2 separate regions of the Homo sapiens genome follow, and region 2 is linked to region 1. Evidence: read pairs that join two places in POLR2A ChIA-PET (ENCODE). Cell type or tissue: GM12878. All regions are shown on one strand. Each heading gives the region's core, and the rest is flanking DNA. Links, peaks and the distances in the headings are about the cores only.

Region 1 (10,749 bases), core at 1,221-9,220:
TGCTTGAGTGAATAATGCTTCCTTTGCCACTGATTTGTGGTCCTCAAGGGATCATGTGATAAACCTTTGTGGATGCCAAATTTGTTTCTAGGCTATCTGATCTAGCTCTCCATTCGGATGTCAGCTCTACAGCCTCTTAATGAATAAAGCTTTATTAAGGATAAGTTAAGAGTAGTGTAACTCTTTCCAATGTTGTTTTGTTTTTAGTTATTTCCCTTGCTATTCTTTCAAATTACTTTTAGGATTATTTTTTCAAGTCTTCATTTCCTTTTCTCCCAAAAAAGTTCACATTGGGATATGGAGTACAGATTGATATTAAACCTGTGAATTATTTCAAAGAGAATTACCATCTTCACAATGCTGTCTTCTCAATAAGGAATTGTGTGTGTTTCTTCGCTAGTTGAAGACGTTCTCTTAAATCTTTCAGTTTTGTTAGGCAATTTTCTTTATAGAATTCTTGCATATTTCTTAATAATGTCACTTAAGTATTTTATTGCTTTATTAAATGAGCTTTGTACATTAAAATCTCACTAGTTAATTCTGTCATAAAAGAAAGCTGTTGATTTTGTGTATTAATTTTGTATCTAAATATTCTTATTAATTAGTCACTGAACTCTCTTGTTAATGATACTCTTTATTAAAGGCTTCTCTCAGATTTTCCATATATTTAATCAAATCATTTTATCTCTTCCATTCTAAGGGTCATAGGTGTTGCTGCCGTTTTTTAATCAAGCCTATTGAAGTAATACATTACATTTATAGATTTCCTGATACTAAGTCATCCATGCCTTCCTGATAAAAATCTACTTGGTTATAATGGATCTGTTTGTTAGTATTTCACTTGGGATTTTATATCTATTCACATTAGCAAGATTAACTTGTAGACTTCCTTATTTGTAACTTACTATCATGAGATTTTGTTTATAGGGAACTGGTTGGAAAGCGTCTCTTTTTCTATGTTCTGAGTCAGTTTGCAAAGGAAAGCAGTTACCTAATTTTTTGGAAGTTTGAATGAACTTACCTATAAAAATTGTAAGTTTAGAGATTTCCTTATAAAGGTAATTCTTTCATAACTTTCATTTTAGCTTATGAATTTTTAGTTTATTCTGGCTCATTTCTTTTTTAGCAAATGTTGATTTTTTTAATGAATCACCTATTTCATCATTTTTTCAAAATTATCAACATAGAGTTATAAATAATTTTATTATACTTTTTTTCTATATCATATCTGTTTTCATATCTAATTTTATTTCTGTTTCTTCTTTCTTGATTTTATATGTGATTTCCTTTCTCTATTTCCTAAGTAATTAATTTGGGGGTTTTATCTGTATTATGTCCTTATATTTCCTTAGCTATTGTTGGTTTTCTAATTGTTTTAGTTAAATGTTTAGATCAACATTGTCTGGTAGAAGTATAATGTGATCTACATATGTAATTTTAAATTTAATAATATGTGTTATAAAATTTCATAGGTAGGTAATATTTTTAAAATATGAGACATTTTACATTCTAGTTTTTATACTAAGCCTTTGAAAAGTAATATCTGTTTTACGCTTACAGCCCATATCAGTCGGGATAGCCACACTTCAAGGGCTCAATATATTGTCACATGTGGATAGTGGCTACCATATTGGATAACATTGGTTTAGATGATATATTTTCTTCCATTATTTAGTGGCCAAAATAGTTAAGACTATAAATTGACCTTTCATTATAGTTTTGACCACATCCCACAAGTTTTTATAGTTATTTCCTAGATAATCTAATACAGGTATTGTATATTTGAGTATGTCTTTATTTCATTTTTCTTTAGAAGAATACCTTTTAAGTATTCAAGCAATTGGCTATTTTTTAATTGTTGTTAATTCATAGTCCCAGTATGTAACCTGTACAATTTCTATGTTTTGAAATTTATACTGAGATCACAGCTTACTATGAAGCTTGTTTCAATTTAATCTTATTAACTATATTATTTAAATCACCTAAGTCATTTGTTTTTTATTCATTTAATCGGCCATAGAATGTTAGTGGTTTTATTTCCTGATATAATTCTTCCTTTCTGGTTTTTTTCCTATGTTTCTTTTTTTTTTCTTATGTTTCAATAGCTTCAGGTATATTCAAATCTATACTATAAAGTCTATAACATTTTGTGTTATCTCTTTATTATGGATTGTATTTTTATATATAAAACCTTATAATTTTATTTAATAATTGTTATCTTAAAAATACTTCCCTTTTACTACTACTTTATTTTCATTTGCTCACTCTTGTTTTTACCCATCCATTTATTTTTTTATATCCTGTTTTCAGTTCTGCTAGTGGTTACTAGTGTTTACTTTTAGCATTTTAAAGGCATACTTTCATTTTTTTTCTCTGATTCCCAAGCTTAAGAAAGATGCAATAACCTGTGAATCCTTATGGCCTAAATTAGGAAATGTTGTGTGCTTTACAGACTTCTATCCCCTTCCCACCAGTATTTACTAATCTCTAGTAATTTAATCTTGGATTATTAAGTCACTACTACTATAAAATTCTTATTTAAATTACATTTTAAAATTAAATATCTTCTCTTCCAAGGATTATTTCTGGCTTTTGATTCCATTGTATAACCAAAATTATAATGACTTATTTTAACTTAACTTAATAAGTCTACCTGGTTGTAGTTTCAGTTTTCCCTTCTGTTTCTTCTATACCATGGTTTCCTCAGAGTTAAATCATAAATTTTGTTGGCCATAACATGCATTCGGAAAGTTCTTTTTATTTTTTATTATTTTTAATTGTAGTTTTAAAATAACATAAAATATACTATTTCAAGCATTTCTAAGTGTACAGTTCAATAGTGTAGAGTCACATTCTCATGCAACCAGTCTCTAAAACTTCTTCATCTTGCAAGACTGAAACTCTCTACCTATTAACCCCCCATGTCCCCTGCTCCCCAGCTCCTTGTAACCACCATTCTACTGTCGTTTCTGTTTATGGGTTTGGCTACTTTAGATACCTGCATAAGTGAAATCATGCAGTATTGTCTTTTTGTGACTGGCTTATTTCACTTTGCATAATGTGCTGAGGGTTCATTCACGTTGCAGCATGTGTCAGAATTTCTTTCTGTTTTTAAGGCTGAATAGTATTCCACTGTATGTATATATCACGTATTGTTGATCCATTCATCTGTGGGTGGATGCCTGGGTTGCTCCCACCTCTTGTCAGTAATGCTACATACTGACATCTCTTTGAAATCCTGATTTCATTTCCTTTGGATATATACCCAGAAGTGGAATTGCTGGATCATATAGTAATTCTGTTTTTGATTTTTCGAAGAATCACCATACTATTTTGTTTTTTGAGATGGAGTCTCACTCTGTCCCCCAGGCTGGGGTGCAGTGGCATGATCTCAGCTCACTGCCACCTCCGCCTCCCGGGATCAAGCAGTTCTCCTGCCTCAGCCTCCCGAGTAGCTTGGATTACAGGCACCCACCACCACACCTGGCTAATTTTTTATATTTTTAGTAGAGGCGGGGTTTCACCATGTTGCTCGGGCTGGTCTCGAACTCCTGACCTCAAGCGATCGACCTGCCTTGGCCTCCCAAAGTGCTGGGATTATAGGTGTGAGCCACCGCGCCCAGCTGGCCATACTATTTTTCATAGCAACTGCAGCATTGAATTTTTTAAGATAAACATGTAGGAGTGATTTGTTTTAGAACTTGCTTATGTAAGATCTTTCTCTCGCTTTCACTCATAGGCAGGTTTGTTCTTTTCCCTTCAAACTCATGAAGACGTTGCCTTCATGTCTCTGAATTTTTAACCTCAAATAAAGAAGTATAAGGCCAACCAGATTTTTCTTCCTTTGTAAGAAGACTGTCTTTTGTTCCTTCGTAGCTGTTTTTAAATTTTTCTTTTTCTGCGAAACTAAAAAAGAAAATTCAGCGGGGGCAACGTAGACCTTGTCTCTACAAAAAAATTTAAAAGTTAGCCAGGCATAGTGTTATATGCCTGTAGTCCCAGCTACTCAGGAAGCTGAGGTGGAAGGATCACTTGAGCCTAAGAGGTCGAGGCTGCAGTGAGCCTTAATCGCACCACTGCACTGCAGCCTGGGCAACAAAGCGAGACCCTGTCTCAAAAAAAAAAAAAAAAATGAAAAAAGAAAAGAAAATTATTCCGCTAAGTAAAACTGGGGCAGGGCAAGGGACTTCCGGAACACTGTGAACACTTTTTACCCAAAGAGTCAACTCATTTTTATTATTATTTATTTTCAGTGAGAAAGTTTATTTCTCTGCTCTCTTTGTTCTGTGTATTCTGGTATGCTTTTTGAAAACTTCTCTAATTCACAGACTAGATGTCCACTCTCTATCTTCTCTATCGTTTTTCTTTTTGTTTCTAGTCTATTTATCTTTGTATTCAGCTTTCTGGTCTATTTATCTATTCTGCTCTCTAGGTGGTTTCCAAGTTTATCTTCTGCATTACTTTTTCTGCATTATCCATTCTATCCTTTACTGCCTCCAATTCATTTTGATTTTGCTGTTGGATTTCTAGTTTCCATTGGCTCTCTCCTAATCCCAGTTCCTGTCTCACACTTCATTTCAGCCTGAGAGTTGCTTAGCTAATCACAATCCCTTCCTTCGAATGCCTATTCACACATCATAGAATCTATATTGTCATTCTCCTTACATACAAGCCCACATGTTTTGCACTTGAGTTTTTCATTTTATTTATATCTGGTTGATTGTCATTAATATGTTCAGAGTTACACATTTCCATTAAGTTTTCACGACACTGCTCCTTTATTCTGCCAGGCAGGATTTTTGTGTAGATGCCATATTGCTCTGCGCCTCCCTCAATCCTGAATGAGATCACCCCTGTCTGGTCTTTTGTGTTTGCTGTGCGCATCAGCCTTGGACTAGCTTGGTGTCTGCTTAGGCAGAGTCTCCCTCTCAGACCTAAAGCTGGAGGGTGGCTTCATGAGCTCATCTCAAATCCAATTTCCAATATTTAGCAGGCATTCAATCTCCTAGTAACCTTTGCTAGCCCAAAACAGAATGCTCTCTTGATGCCATGGATGATCAGGAAGAAACTGAGTCAAGAGCTAGTTCTTTGATCAGATGCAATCTATTTTTTAAAACTTCAGTTCCTTGTACACACTGCCTCCAAGTTTTTTCCTGCCCCAGAGGGCTTTGCCTGAGAGCACCATCCCTTAAAGGACACAGCATTTCACCCAGTCTCCTCCTGCCCCTGCACTGCCCCGAATCTCCAAGGCCTGGAATAAGGGTGGTGCAGATGGGAGCTGCCTTAATACACAGGCACAGGGCTTTGCTAGTACTGACAGATACTGTCTACCAGCCAGAGACAGATAGAGGAAGGGGCTGAAGCCTCAAGCTACCCCCTGTCTTTGGTCTTCTGGGTCCCCTGGGCAACCAGAATTTGTTGGTGACAGCACTTTAGTTAATGATGTCACCTCCTGAGTCTGGGAGGAGTCTGCTGGGGAACTGTTATCTTCCTTCTCAGTGTTGCTGTGGGACTTTGTTCTTTGATGTGTGCCTTCATGGGTATTTTTAGGGAATATAAGGAAATGACAAGCTGGGGGTTGATAGAGGGGCACCATTTTAACACCCGAGTTAGCACTTGATAAAGGCCTAGAGTTGTGGTTCAGAGCCATGGTTGCACGTTAGAATCAGCTGGGGAGCTGCCAAAAATTACCAGTGTCTGAGCCCCACCCTGACCAGTTACACAAGACTTTCCGGGGTGGGGTCCCAACATCAGCAGCCTCAGAGTTCCTCCAGGTGACTCCAATGTACAACCAGGGCAAGAGCGTTTAACCCAGAGCAGAGAAGGGGCTTAATTTTTCATTCAAGTTCTAGTACTGTGTGGCCTTAGTCATGTCTTTTAATATCTTTGTGCCTTAGTTGTCCCCATTTTAAAATGAGAATGGTAATGCCCACTCTTGCTCAGATCACATAAGAATATTGTGGGATAAACAAAGGTTCATGAGAATGAAACCACCAAAAGATGTGTGACTTCAAGCCCAGTAGTGCAGGGTCCTTGGCAGGCCCTGGGGTGGCAGGCAATGTAATTCATTCATTCACAAAGACCCTGAACAGCTAGGACCCCCTGTGAACACTGCCTGCTCCAGGCTCTGGACTAGGGAGAAGAGACAAAGCTGTCAAAGATGCTGGGCACGCACTACTTGCGGGGTCCCTGGAGTCTCTTGTGGTCCCTTTTCACCCTGGGTGAAAGATAAACAGCAGAACTCTACAATCATACCCAGGTGGACAATTCAGTGAGAAAGGAGTGGGGAGGCAGGAGGCCTGAGGGGTCAATATGAGGCCCATGAGGTCTGCAGGCATGGCTGCACTTACAAGGGACCGTGTGGACAAATGGCTTCGTGGAAAGTACAGACTTGGAGAGTGACTAAGCGTGGGCTCTGATGCACTACTTTCCAATTTAAAAACACCATAAGAGCTGCTCTTGCCACAAAAACAAACAAAACAAAAATGGGTAACTGTGAGATGATGGATATGTTGTTTGCTTCACTATAGTAACCTTTTTACTGCCTATATGTATCCCATTGCATCATGTTGTATACCTTAAATATACACAAAAACATTTTTTGAAAAATAAAAAACACCATAAGGAGAAAAAATGTTTGGTCTCCAGAGCAGGCTGACGTCAGTTTGAATCCCAGCCCTGCCACTGGCTCATAGTCATGGGCAAGTTACACAACTTCTCTATCCTCAGATTCTCCATCTATAAAATGGGGCAGTAATAGGACCTGCCTTATAGGACCATTGTGATAACTATGTAAAATACCACAATTAATATCCTTGGCTCAGTGTCTGGCTCACAAATAGCAGCTGCTGCTGTTACTGTTTTACATATAAATATAGATATCAAAATAGTTATAGATACACACACAAGTATATACTTTTTTGTAACTGATGAAACTCAGGTCATTATAAGCTGTGGCCTAGGCTCATCCAAAGCTGGCACTGCAGGGCTTCTCAGCCAGCCCCTGACCTGCCACCTGAGGAGACCAAGGCCCACCCTCTAGATTGCACCTTCATCACTCACAAGGGACAGATGTTAACCAAGTCATCTCTGAGGGCCTTCCATCTCTGGAGATGCTGAGATTCTGGTGCCAAGGATGCTTGGCTGAAGTCAGCAGTGGTGTGGGGGACTGGGCTGTGGGAATGCTCTGAGTCACATTCTACAACCTGTCTTCCCATGTTCTATTTTGGTGGTGACACAGTCACCCAGACCAAGAATCTTGGCGTCATCTTGGAGTCTCCCCTTTCCATCAACCCTTACAACCCACCACTTAGCAAGTACTATTGACCTTCACAATGTCTCTTGTGTCACTCCTGTATTGGTCAGCTATTGAGGCTGAACAAACAACCATAAAAATCTCAGTGGCACGCAGCAGTAAGCGTGCATGTAGATGGTGTGTGTGCAGGTTGGTTGGGGGTCACCTGACCTAGGCTAGACTTAGGTGAGGCCCTGTCGCATATGTTGCCCACCTTCTCCCTGGGACCATCAGGCTAGCCCAGAGAGAGTCTTCTTAGGATGACAGAAGAAACATGAAAGTCAACATAAATATTTAACGCCTCACATCAGAATTGGCACACCATCACTCCTGCCTCATTCTATTGGCCAAAGCAAGACATATGGCCAAAACCAAAGACAAGAGGTAGGGGAAATATCTTTCTGAATATTATTTAAGCTACCCCAGATTCTTATCTTTCAGCTCTCAGAGCGCTGAGGTTTTAATTTCATCCTGCCTGGATGCTTGCAGTGGCCTCCTGTGTGGTCTCCACACCTTAGCTATATTAACCTTTCTGTTGAGCACTGGTATGACTGTGGTATTTCATGGCCCCATCCCCAAAACCTTCCCTAGCGACCATCCCATGGAACCCAGCTCCTTGGTTTTTTATACTTTCTTCTCTTGTATCACAGTGATGAATGAATATGTCTTATCTTAGCTCCTAGTGCAGAGCCTGTCACACAATGGGGCAATAATATTTTTAAGGAGGATGAATGAATGAATGAACGAATGAATGCCTAGGCCCCTCGAGGGACGGGCTGTAGCTGTGTAGCCCAGTGCTGGGGCGCTAGCCCACATGGTCCTCTGTTGCCACTGCTGATGATGTGTGGGTGGGCAGTGTTCTGGTTACCCCCAGTCCACCACGCAGAGGGCATGACTTGGGGGTTAGCAAAGGGAGACGGTTTAGCCACAGGGAGTTAAGTGGAAAAGTGCTGAGTCTGGGGAGGGTGTCACCTCCCGTTCTACCTCATCCTCCCACATCAGCATTGCTGTCAGTGAAGGAGGATGACCAGCAGGTCTGGGCAATGCCTAGAGGCAAGGAAGCTGTGTCCCCAACCTGGGGACACCTGAAGAAGAGGTGTTATGGCCCCAGGTCAGGGTGGTCCCAGCCACAGAGAGTGCAATCACGCACCCCCATCCTCATTTAAAACATGGGGTTTGCCTGCTGCCCAGGAGCAGCCCCAAGACAACAGATGCTCTGCACAGCAGGGTGGCACCCAGGCCCCTCCCCAGCCCCGGGAGGCTGACGCGGTCTCTCATGCCTCCACAGAAGGACTTCACGGTGCGCGAGGAGCTGCAGCAGCAGGACGTGGAGCGCTGGCTGGGCTTCATCACCTTCCTGTGCGAGGTCTTCGGCACCATGCGCAGCAGCACAGGCGAGCCCTTCCGTGTGCTCGTGTGCCCCATCTACACCTGCCTCAGGGAGGTAAGAGACCTGCCGCCTGTGCCCCCTGCACAGCCAGACAGCACCAGGTCTGGAATGCGTCTCAGATAACTGGGACAAAGCTGTGAGGGTAGGCTCACTTAGAAAGGGACCCATCCGGGCCAGGCACGGTGGCTCACACCTGTAATCCCAGCACTTTGGGAGGCCAAGGCAGGTGGATCACCTGAGGTAAGGAGATCGAGACCATCCTGGCAAACACGATGAAACCCCATCTCTACTAAAAATGCAAAAATTAACCAGGCGTGGTGGTGGGTGCCTGTAATCCCAGCTACTCGGGAGGCTGAGGCAGGAGAATTGCTTGAACCTGGGAGGTGGAGACTGCAGTGAGCCGAGATCGCACACTGCACTCCAGCCTGGGCGACAGAGCGAGACTCGGTCTCCAAAAAAAAAAAAAGGGGGCCCATCCTTCAGCAAAGAGATGTGCAACAGCAGTCACTTCTGCTCCCCAAAGCCAGGTCTTTCTTCGTTGGGTTTATATAAAGGGAACCAGCACCCCCTTCCCCCGTGGGGTGTTGTGAACTGAGGCTCCAGTCATTCCCAATCGGGAGCACTGGCTGCAGAGGGGAGGCCTATGGTAAGTGTTGTCTCAATGAGCGATCTTGGAATTGGATTGGACTGGTTTGCCACTGGATTATTTATTCTATGAAAACATATTTTCTTCTAAATTTCATCTGAAAAAGAAAGAAACAAGAATGACCAAGGAACTTTTGAGAAGCAGGAATTTAGCAGGTGGTTGCACTGCCAGATATTATAACTCACTTTCTACACCCCTCTGGCTGCTGTCAGGGGAGAGAATTGAAAGGGGGCAAAGTGGAAGCTGGAAGCCGAGTGGGGCTGCTTAGGCTGCGCAGCAAGAGGTTGGTGGCTTGGAAGACAGCCTCGGAGTGAGGGCGAAGAGCACGTTTAGGCTCTAGTTGAATTTCTGAGTTAGAGCCAGCAGGACTCGGTAATGTGAGTTGGAGGGAAGGGAGGAGGGGACATGGGCTCCCCGTTTACCAGCCTGGTGGCCCCATTTTCTGAGATGGAGGATACTGGATGAGAAATAGAATGGGGATGAAAAGCAAGAGTCAGTTATGTTTGAGTCGCCTGTTAGCTGTCCCTAGGGAACTGCCCGGAGGTTGGCCGGGTGGAAGGGTCTAGAGATCCTGAAGAGGTCACGCATGGAGGTAGGGGATAGAGGGTTCTGGGAAGTATCGATATGCACCTGGTGCTCAAAGCTGGGGACCAAATGGAACCACGCAGGAAGAGAGTATAGATGGAGAGGGAGAGGAAGGGGGCGTGTAAGAACCCTCACAGCAGCCCTTCACTGGGACCTGGACGCCTCCCCCATGTTGTACCCTCCCACCACCGGCAGGCCTCTGCAGGGGCTACCAGGACACAAGGAGGAACAGCCTCCTGAGAATCAAAGGACCAGGACAGAAAAGTGTCCTGGGTTTGGCAACAAGCAGGTCACGGGCCCTGGGTGTCAGCGGAGGTGAGGACAGGAGTGTGGACACGTCTTTCGAGAAGTTTTTCTGTGAATGGCAGCAGGGAAGGAGAGCTGTGGGGTCAAGGGGCATCTTTATGGTTTTGAAAGAAAGACAATAATAGAGCAATTTAAGAGAAGGGAGGGAGTGTATTTATGAGTGTTTTTGAAGCATCCGTTTATAGAACAATAGCATGCTCATTCCAGACAAGCACAGAGCACACAGTTCTCTCTCGGGTGTTTTGTAAACCCATGAGCCTCTGCCACTCCATGTACCCAAACCACATTTCTTAACAAATGCACTTGAAATCAGATTTGTTTCGCAGATTCAGACAATGGCCTCTCCTGACTTTGTTTCACTCTCAAAGTGCCTTGAGCTCAGAATGCAGCTCCAGGAGGGCTGGCAGCTCTGCTTTTTGCACCCTTTGGAATGACATGGAGGCTAGGAGCGGGCCTGCGTGGCCTCTTGGGTCCTCCCATCCTTGCCTGCATTGCCCTGTGCCCTGGACAACCCACCTCGAGACAGGG
Region 2 (10,749 bases), core at 876-8,875, 370 kb after region 1:
TTTCTTTATTCTGGTGATGTTTCCTCTCTGAAGTCACTTTGCCTGATAAGTCCCTCCTGCTTTCTTTTGCTGGTGTTAGTGATATGGTTGCATTTATATCTATCCTTTTGCTATAGTTTTCCATTTGTCCTATTGATTCTTTTTTTCCCCTTTTTCCATTTTTCTGCCTTCTTTTGGGTTGAGTATTTTTATGATTCTATTTGTTGGCTTATTAGCTATAATTCTGAACAGTGGTCTGGGAACTCTCAATACTCACAGGGCTCCCCTCAATTGCTAACATCTCTCAGGGATTTGTTTCTTTTGTTGCCTGATGCCCAGTGTCTCCAAAGTCCCTGTTCTATATACTGTGTCTGTTTTGGTTGTTGTTTCAGGCAGAAGGGTAAATCCAGTCTCTGTTACTCTATCTTGGTTGGAAGTGAATAGTGATTTTTGAACATCTGTGTGAAGAAAACCCCACAGTTTTAGATATTTTACGTAGAAACTTAAGGAACACTGGAGAAAACCAAAGATTTTTAATGTAATGTTTTTCCTTACTTGAAGTGGTGATTGCACATTTTTTTTCCATCTCTGATAACCACAGTATTTTAAATTTCACTGTGATTTTTTAAATACAACACTACGTATTTGAGGGGAAATTTTATTCACCTAATCCCACTAATTAAGTGATTTGTATCACTGTATTTTATTTGCACAACTAGTCTCTTATTGTAGATTGTAAATGCCAGTCATTGATAGTCTTTTAAAACTTATCCTTCATTGTGAAAATCAACATATTAGGTACTTGCTACTTTTCCAGAAAACGTTGTGGCACCATCAGGAAGGACAAACACCACAAGGCAGTCCTGCACTTCTAAATTTGTGCCCATCACTCTTTACTTCACTCCACATCAGTCCGCTCATCATTCCTGCACACTCCATTCTGTTCCTCCGTTAACTGCTTGGCCTACACTCACTTCCCTCCCCTATACAAACCTGCCTGGCAATTTTCGATTCACCCTTCAAAATGTAGCTTAGAAAAATATTTACCACATTTTCAAGTTAATTATATACATTTTATTTCACTAAATATTAAGTTCTTGAGCCTGGGATAGTTCACTTCTGCCTCTTTGATGCCTAGCGTAGTGCCTGTACATTTAACAGGGTCTCAAAAAATGTTTATTTAATTGAACTGAACTCAGAAATAATTTGGGATGCACAGTGTTAGGGACTGAATGTATGTGTCTCCCCCAAATTTCCTATGTTGAAGCCCTAACCTCTAGTATCGCTGTATTTGGAATAAGGAAATAATTAAGGTTAATGAGGTCATAAGGGTGAGGCTCTGACCCAAAAGGATTAGTGTCTCCATACAAAGAGACACCACAGATCTCTCTCTCTGTGCACGTACTAAGAAGAGGCCTTGTGAACACGCAGTGAGAAGGCAGCCATCTGCAGCCCAAGGGGAGGGCCCTCACCAGACCCCACTAGACCCCACCCTACTGGCACTTTGATCTTGGACTTCCAGTTTCTACAACAGTGAGAAAATAAACTTCTGTTGTTTAAGCCACTCAGTCTATGGTATTTTGTTATGAGCCTGAGCTGACTAATATACATAGGGATGTGTTTAAGATGAGGCAGTTCCTCTCTTCCCACTAAAAAGCAAGTTAGGGCTCTTGGGTCTCCAGTAGTAAAAACTCTTCTGTTGGGAAAAACAAAAAAACAAAAAACAAAATTTTTTTTTTTTTGGCGGGGGAAGGGAAGTGGCCTTTTCTCCAGAGGGCTATGCTTGAAAGAGTATTGTCACTTCATCCTTAGCCAAGGCCACAACTCACTCCCAACTAAGATTAGACATTCCATAAGTTCTCTTACAAGCAAACTAATTATAAAAGAAAGCTCAATTCCCTAAGGACTGGGTTACTGAGGTAGTAGAGAAGTGCAAACCCTTATTCCATCACAGAGTCAGAGTTCAGAGATACTGCAGCAATACAGTATTCCCCCCTTATCCACGGGGGATACATTCTAAGACCCCCAGTGGATTCCCAAAACCATGGATAGTAGCAAACCCAATATATACTATGGTTTTTTGATCTGATAACTGAGATGGCTGCTAAGTAATGGCTGTTAAGTGACTAATGGGCAGGTCGCATATACAACAGGGATACACTACACAAAGGGATGATTCGCATTCCAGGTGGGACACGGCAAAATTTAATTACACTATGCAGCACAGTGCACAATTAAAAACTTACGAATTTTCTATTTCTGAAACTTTCCATTTAATATTTTTAGACTACATTTGATTGTGGGTAACTGAAACCCCAGAAAACAAAACGAGGATAATGGGGGACCACCGCATATATCTCAGAGGTAAGAAGAACTATTACAGGGCTTCTAAAATAACCATCATTTATGACATTATAAAATAAAGCTACAGAAGGAATGAGGAGTGCTAGAAGGAGGCTTTAGTTTTTGGAAGGGGTGGTCAGGGAAGGCTTCACTGAGGAGGTGTCATTTAAGCAAAGACCTGAAGATGCTGTGTGTGTGTGAGTTGTGCACAATCTTGAGAAAGAGTATTTCAATAAAAAGGAACAATAAATACAAGAAGGACATGTTCAAGTTGAATTACAAGTAATCTCATGAATTTCTATAAAAGACCTAAATCACATCATTTTTGTTTGCCAAGAACCATCCCCCATCCCCAAGAAAAGTTTCATCTTTCTTAAAAGAGAAAATTAAATGATTACTATTCAGCTATCATTTATAGCAACAACAGAACCTATCTGCTACAGAGCAGGAATTGGATTTGAAAAACACAATGCTGCTAAAAATTACATCTTTAAGACTTACTTGAATGTAAAATGAGAATTACTGTATTCAATAATTCTATTATATGACTGTGGAAACTTGTCTACTTATGAAAAGTAAGAACAGTCTAGACAGGTAGAAGTTGTAATGTGAGCTTCATAATATTAAAGCTGGAATGAAAAACAGTTTTTCGAATTTATTTCATCAATTACTGAAATATTGCTAGAAATAAAAGGCAGAAAGCTCACAACAACATCAGAAAGCTTAAAGTATTTATCTTTAAATTGAAAATATGCTAACTGCTAATGTATAAAAAGTAGTTGTTATTGTAGTAATAGTAGAAAAAAATAATAGCCACATGTGAGTGCTTAGCATGTGACATGTACTGTGCAAAGTATTTTGCGTGTACACATGGCCTCGTTTAATCCTGGCCTCAACCCAGAGGGGCAGGTTTCCCTGTTATTCCCAACTTGCTTGCTGAAGATTACCAGCTGGTCAGTGGCAGAACTAGAACTCAAGCCTAGGCAGCCTGACTCATAGCCTAAGCACCATATGCACAATGCTATGAAAACACCAACATTTGTCTATCAACCTCAGCAACTGTTTCTGCTTGTCCTGACCAAAATCTGACACCTTCCTGTTTAGTTTTTAAAGGATTATTACGATGTGTCACTTTCAAAACTCAGGATTTTAATTTTTCCTGTCTTTGTGATCTATTAATGAATTCCAAGTCATTATTTAATAATAATGGGATAACCACATCTTGATTTGTCCAGTCCCAGTTTACACATTTTGTCTCACTAAATAGTATCCCTTTCACTCTCTTAAAGTGACCAGGTTTGGATCATAAATTATATAATCACTCACTTAATAATCACTTTATTTTTTGCTCTGCCCACTGTCTTTTTTTATTAAACAATGAAACTTACTGAACTGCTAGCATTCTCTCTTTTAGAGGGAGTATATGTTCAAACACACTTCTAATCAGTGTTGGCTCTCAACATTTAAAGCACAACTTTTTTTCTTGTCTTTAAATGGTCCACAACTCTTTTCCAATTCTTATGTCTGATCTCATCTCCTCCCACATCCTGTCCCATTCCCTGTTGTCTTCTCCTAAATGAATCCTTTGTCTCTCTCGCCCACTATTGCCTATATCTTCTTTTATGCCACCCCCTACGCTTGGAACAAACCTATTAATCCACCAAAGGTCTGTCCTCCAAAAACTTCTTTAAAAGTCACTTTAGTCAGTAAGCCTACCTAAGATCATCCATCCACCCACCTGTCCTATTTATGGACTGAATCCATCAGGCCAACCTCTTTGAGGCTCAGATTTGAAACATTTTTTATTATTTTTACACTACTATGAGGTTCACCATCTTCACTCACACCGAAGAGAATGTGAATTCTAACAAACTTTACAATGTAAAAGTAGGGCTTTCAGGTATATCTGTATCTAGTAACCAAAAATGCACGCATAATCCAGAGGGATCTTGCTAAAAAATTATAAATCCAACCATCACTTTCAGAGGACATAGGGACAAACGCTCAGTTGTGAATATCCGATTGTCAAAAGGGAGATCATATATTCACTGCCGGTACACAATCTTCTTTTTTTTTTTTTTTTTTTTTGAGATGGAGTCTCTGTCACCCAGGCTGGAGTGCAGTGGTGCGATCTCGGCTCACTGCAAGCTCCGCTTCCTGGGTTCACGCCATTCTCCTGCCTCAGCCGTCCGAGTAGCTGGGACTATAGGCGCCTGCCACCACACCCAGCTAATTTTTTGTATGTTTAGTAGAGGCGGGGTTTCACTGTGTTAGCCAGGATAGTCTCAATCTCCTGACCTCATGATCGCCCGCCTCGGCCTCCCAAAGTGCTGGCATTACAGGTGTGAGCCACTGCGCCCGGCCGCTGCTGGTACACAGTCTAAGAAAAGTTACTCTTGCAATCTCATGGGGAAAATGGGTGAAGTGAAGATCTGGTCTTGTCCTGCTCCTAACACCTACAACTTGCCCAATTCTGAGTATCAACTCTGTGCTCATTTGTTCACATTGACAGTAAGGACAGTAATAAATAAACAAAATAGCACACATGGAAAGCTGTCACTTTTGGGCCAAACACTATACATTTAGTGAGCTAGTATAATGAGCTAAGGCATTAGAAATCCCATTAACATATTTTTCAGCAGAATTGTACATTAAACAAGACAATTAATTCTAGGTAACACTGATTTTTGAACATCACAGTTTAAGACAAATACAAGGAATTAAAATTCAAAGCTGAAATAGGACATCAGAAAGATATTTTTAATGGGATGATAATATATCTAAAAATAACAGAATGAGAATGAAACTCTCCCCAAATATTTGAGTAACAAATATTAATAGGCCAGAAAATAACTATTGTATTTATATAAATATAGACCACCAGAAGAAATGTCATTTGGTTATGTAAGAGGGAAAAATTCACTTTTCTAAATGTACAAAATCAGAGACTATCACCTACAGAACCATGTTAGGAAAAATAACATGATAATACATATGGCTTCTTTATGCTAAAAAACACAATAGGTATTGAGAAAGTGAGTTCTGTGGTTTTGATTATGGAGAGAGATATCAAACTTCCACACGTTATAAATCAATAAGGCCACCTCATCCTCTGAAAAAAACAACTTATTGATTCTTTTTCATTCTTGAAGTTAAAAAGCACTACTCAAATAAGGATATACATTCCCCAATACGTAAAAAGCAGTGATTTAAGTTGTGTGCCAACAAACTGAAATCCAAGAATACAAATATCCCAGAGCTGAGTTAACTATAAAGCAATCATTTTAAGCGTTCATTTGGCTGTTTGGGGGGTAGCATTATCACTATGGCAGAACAAAACCACCACCAGTTTGACTGTGGAGAAGGCATTTCAAATTAACACAAACTGACTTGGTTTCATTTAAAGAAAAGATTCATATGAGGTGGGAAGTAGAAGTACTTCATCCAGGGGGTCCTGGTTCTGTCCATTTTGTTTTATGAGGCCCATCACAGCTAGACAATGTAGCACAGAAGGAGCATATTCTTAATATACCTTGTCAGGGGCAGTCTGTGACACACAGACAATGGAAAAGGAAAATGGGCCTCTAAGATCTGGCTGTTCATAAATGAAAAGTTCCTCTTAAGAATATGGGTACACATGGAATACTATGCAGCCATGAAAAATGATGAGTTCATGTCCTTTGTAGGGACATGGATGAAGCTGGAAACCATCATTCTCAGCAAACTATCGCAAGGACAAAAAACCAAACATCGCGTGTCCTCACTCATAGGTGGGAATTGAACAATGAGAACACATGGACACAGGAAGGGGAACATCACACACTGGGGCCTGTTGTGGCGTGGGGGGAAGGGGGAGGGATAGCATTTGGAGATATACCTAATGTTAAATGACGAGTTACTGGGTGCAGCACACCAATGTGGCACATGTATACGTATGTAACTAACCTGCACATTGTGCACATGTACCCTAAAACTTAAAGTATAATAATAAAAAAAAGAATATGGGTACAAAGACAACTGCACTTGCATGTTTATCACAGCACTATTTATAATAGCAAAGGCATGGAATCAACCTAGACGCTCATCAATGGTGGAGTGGATGAAGAAAATGTGGTACACATACACCATGAAATACTAAGCAGCCATAAACAAGAACAAAATCATGTATTTTGCAGTGATTCCTAGGTGAATTAACACAGAAAAAAAACTAGATATCACATATTCTCATTTATAAGTGGGAGCCAAACACTGGGTACACATGGACATAAAGATGGGAATAACAGAAACTGAGGACTCCAAAAGTGGGGACAGAGGAAGGGGACAAGGGCTGAAAAACTTCCTATCAGGTACTACTATGTTCACTATATGGGTGACGGGATCAACAGAAGTCCAAACCTCAGCATCATGCAATATATCCTTGTAACAAACCTGAATGTATTCCCTGAATCGAAAATTTTTTTAAAAGGGGTTGAGGTGGGGAAAAGAATATGAGTTCAACTGCTTCTTCTTTTCCAGGGCAAAAGAACTTTGCTTTCATAGTTCTGGCCAAACTTCTAAATGGCATATGGAGCACTGGGAAGCATTAGATAATATGCTGTTATCATATTTTATCTCCAGAGTAGTTAAAAAAACAAGTAATCTACATTTACTATCTGCCAAACAATGACCCAAGCCCAGAAATGACCAAATAACAAGCATGTGGGCAAAAAAGTAACAGAAAAATAAATCCAAATAACCCAAAAGTCACAGGCATAAGTGAGTTACATTTACACTTTGTAACCAGTGCCTCTTAGTTTATACCATGATTCCAGCTCAAATGGATCATCTTTCTGTAGAACCACAAATTATTACTGTATATAGAGTCAATGCACAGGTTATTAATATCAGTAATAAAGCCACAGGGAAAAGGAGAGACTAGAAAACTAGATGGTGAGGGTGAAATAAAATTTCTCTAAACAACCATGATAACAGGAAATACCACAAACTCTTGCAATAGTCACATCAACTGTTACATAAAATTTGGCAGTCTGCATACCTCTTGCATTTGCTGCTTAGTGCCAGGCACCAAAATTAAATGACAGTGATTCTTCAAAAGGAATATTAAAAAACTAATGAAAACAAAAGCTCTTTTCCTTCCGTTAAACTAGACAATCACAACACTGTTTCAATAGCTGCCTGCTACAGTACTATAGTGTTATGCAAGACAAGAAAACAGCAAGATAATCACAGAACAGATAACTGTCCATTGTGTTTTACTGACCAGTATTTAAACCATAATGATGCTCTCTGACTTGACCATTTAGGGATAGTAAGAAAAATTCAGAGGCTATTGTACAATCAGCTAAACTGTGAAAAGTATTTCCCAAACACACTTTTCTAACTGAACACACAGAAATAAATTTTCCTGCAGCTTTTTATTCACTGATACTACATTGGTTTTTCTTTTACTTTTAACATTTTACAGAAAAGACTGAAATATCATTGTATATGGTTACATTGCTATCTTTAAAAGTGATTTTGGAGGTTTAGGACTGAAGGATATCACATGAAACTTAATGAAACCACCCTAACCAGACATACATTGCTCTCTCTGCCCAGACTCTCAATGCCACAACCATTGCATGCTAGGATGCAGAGACAATACATTGAATTCTTAAGACTTCTACTGTTATAATTAATAGGGTCTTGAACTTCCTATTGGCATATAGTATGTGCTACCTGAAAATAAATGCACATATGAAAATAATGGTATCAACATGAGATACAAGAACGAACTTAAAAGTGAACATTTTTAAGTCTCTGTATAAATGTTACCTGTATAAAAGTGTACATACAGTGCCTTGAACAACACAGGGTTGAACTGTGCAGATCCACTTATACATGCATTTTCTTCCACGTCTGCCACCCCTGAGACAGCAGACCACCTCCCCCTACTCGTCCTCCCTCCTCGGCCTATTCAGTGTGAAGACAGGGAAGACCTTTATGATGATCCATTTCTACGTAATAAATAGTGATTTTCTTAATAGCATTTTCTTTTCCCAGCTTACTTTATAGTAGAAATACAGTATATAAAACATAAAACATACAAAATATATGTTAATCAACTGTATATTTTTTAGGTAAGGCTTCTGGTCAACAGTAGGCTATTAGTAGTTAAGTTTTGGGGAAGTTCAAAGTCATATGCAAAGTTATTTGTCAAAGTTCTATTGTGATTGTGCTGGGGGGAGTGCAGGGGGGTTTGGGGGTTGGCATCTTGCCCCACATCGTTCAAGGGTCGACTATATTTTGATAGTAACTATACTTCAGAATCCCCAGAAAAGCTTCTGCTTGTTTACTTAAAGTTAGCAGAATAATAAATACAATTGTTAGTAACTAAACAGAAGAATGACAAGGAAGCTATGAGACTATTAATCACCATTGTAAATTATACTCAGTTGGTAATTACTCTTAATTTTTCCTCTTCCAGTACTAAGTAAAACCTAAAACTTAACCTTTTGGGTTACCTTGAAAATCTGCCTATAAATGCTTACTTTGTGAAATCTAGTTGAAAATACCCTATATCCACTATTACTTTGAGAAGAAAAAAAAATCAAACCTGTATAAAAAATCAAAACCGAACTTAGATATTTTGGATACAACACCATGAAATTTTTATAAGGATTAGTAGCTTTGGAAAACAAGGACATTATTATATATTTAGAGAACAGAGACCAGACTAAATGGAAAATAAAGAATTTAAATGACCAAGAAAAATGGTTTTGAGTTTCTTCTGTTTCTACAGTTTACACATCAATTTTAAATTTTAGCCAGTTTTATAAATTATCTCCTAGTGAAATTGTGAGTAGGTAAAGAACAGAAGTTCAATAATTTAGACACAAATATAATTTAGAATGTATAGACATCAAATAATATTAAATTTGTAATGGCTCTACGATGAGTCAAAATGATTTCAAGGGCAAAGCTAATGAAATCATACTATTATTAAAAGGATTATTAAGAGGCAAAGAATAAGGTCAAAAGTGTGGCTTTGGGGGCCAGAATGTTTGGATTGCAATACTGCTTTAATAGCTTTCTAAACAAGTCATTCATTCACTCATTTTGGAGACGGGGTCTCACTATGTCACCCAGGCTGGAGTGTAATAGTGCAATCATAGCTCACTGCAGCCTCAAACACCTGGGCTCAAGCGATCCTCCTGCCTCAGCCTCCTGGGACTATACATATGTGCCACCATGCCTGGCTAATTTTTTTTTTTTTTTTTTTTTTTTTTTGAGACAGAGTCTTGCCTAAGCTGGTCTTGAACTCCTGGCCTCAAGCGATCCTTCCACCCAGAGTGCTGGGATTACAGGCATGGGCCACTGCACCTAGCCTCTAGCAAGTCATTTAATCACTCTGTACATCAGTTTCCTTATCCATAAAATGGGAATAATAATATCTCATAGAGTTGTTTTGAGGATTTAAATAAAAATATTTAATAACTATAAATATCATTGTCCAGACACAATGTCATTTAGCTTTTCTCCTATGTTTTCTTCCAGTAGTTTAACAGTTTCAGGTCTTATGCTGAAGATGTTAATCCAATTTGATTTGATTTTGTAGGTGGTGTGAGGTAAGGGTTCGATTTCCCTCTTTTGCATATGGATATCCAATTTTCCAAACACCATTTATTGAAGACACTGTCCTTTCCTACTGTATATTCTTGATACATTTGTTGAAGATCAATTGACCACAGTTGCATGGGTTCTCTTCTGGGCTCTCTACCCTGTTCCACTGGTCAATGTGTCTTTTTTTATACTGTACAATGTGTTCTAATTACTATCATTTTATAGAATACAGTAGTTTGAAATCTAGTAGTGTAATGCTCCAGCTTTGTTCTTTTTTGCTTACAATTGCCTTGGCTACTTGGGTTTCTCTGTGGTTTTATATAAATTTTAGGATTATTTTTCTATATGTATGAGAAATGGCATTGGAATTTTTATGGAGATTGCATTGAAAAACGACTAAACTCATAGAAGTAGACAGTAGAATGGTGGTTACCAGCGGCCAAGGGGGTAGCGGGGAAAAGGAGATTACAGTCAAAGGGTACAAAGCCCCAGTTAGGCAGGAAGAATAAGTTTGATCCTTTTTTAGATCAATTGCACAGCATGGTGAATATAATTGTTATATACATTTCAATATCACTAACAGTAAATCTCTAATGTTCTCGTCACAAAAAATGTTAAATATCGAGGTGATGGATATGCTAACTAGCTTAACTTAATCTTTCCACATTGTATTAAAAAATCTTAACACCACTTTGCACCCCATAAATATGTAACTGTAATTTGTCAATATATAATAAAAATAAAATTAAAAAAAATTAAAATAAAGAGTTAATCACTGGAACAGTGGCTATTACAGAGTAAGAGTTCAATAAATGTTAGCTATTA

Evidence for each region. ChIA-PET counts read pairs that join two places held together with the same protein. Peaks named below come from ENCODE experiments on the same cell type or tissue, not always from the same donor. Only the 100,000 strongest peaks of a DNase experiment are listed, where the experiment ranks them.
Region 2: POLR2A ChIA-PET joins it to region 1 with 6 read pairs; 3 of 35 experiments call an interaction of 5 or more read pairs at or near these places.

What each region holds. Positions count from the first base shown.
Region 1 is chr18:48,808,639-48,819,387 of GRCh38, forward strand. It overlaps CTIF (cap binding complex dependent translation initiation factor), which reads left to right. Exons shown (of 12, transcript NM_014772.3): 10 at 8,583-8,738. It overlaps CTIF-AS1 (CTIF antisense RNA 1), which reads right to left. Exons shown (of 3, transcript XR_935449.3): 3 at 9,362-10,749. Among named protein-coding and RNA genes, the nearest start is that of CTIF-AS1, 28 kb to the right of the region's middle. RefSeq lists enhancers at 2,850-2,899, 5,534-5,693. In GM12878, for the core only: no CTCF peak of the experiment used is centred there; no DNase peak of the experiment used is centred there; H3K4me3 peaks cover 570 bases; H3K27ac peaks cover 4,059 bases.
Region 2 is chr18:49,182,532-49,193,280 of GRCh38, forward strand. The region is part of intron 14 of DYM (dymeclin); the gene reads right to left. Among named protein-coding and RNA genes, the nearest start is that of MIR4744, 140 kb to the left of the region's middle. RefSeq lists enhancers at 4,126-4,627, 4,628-5,127. In GM12878, for the core only: no CTCF peak of the experiment used is centred there; no DNase peak of the experiment used is centred there.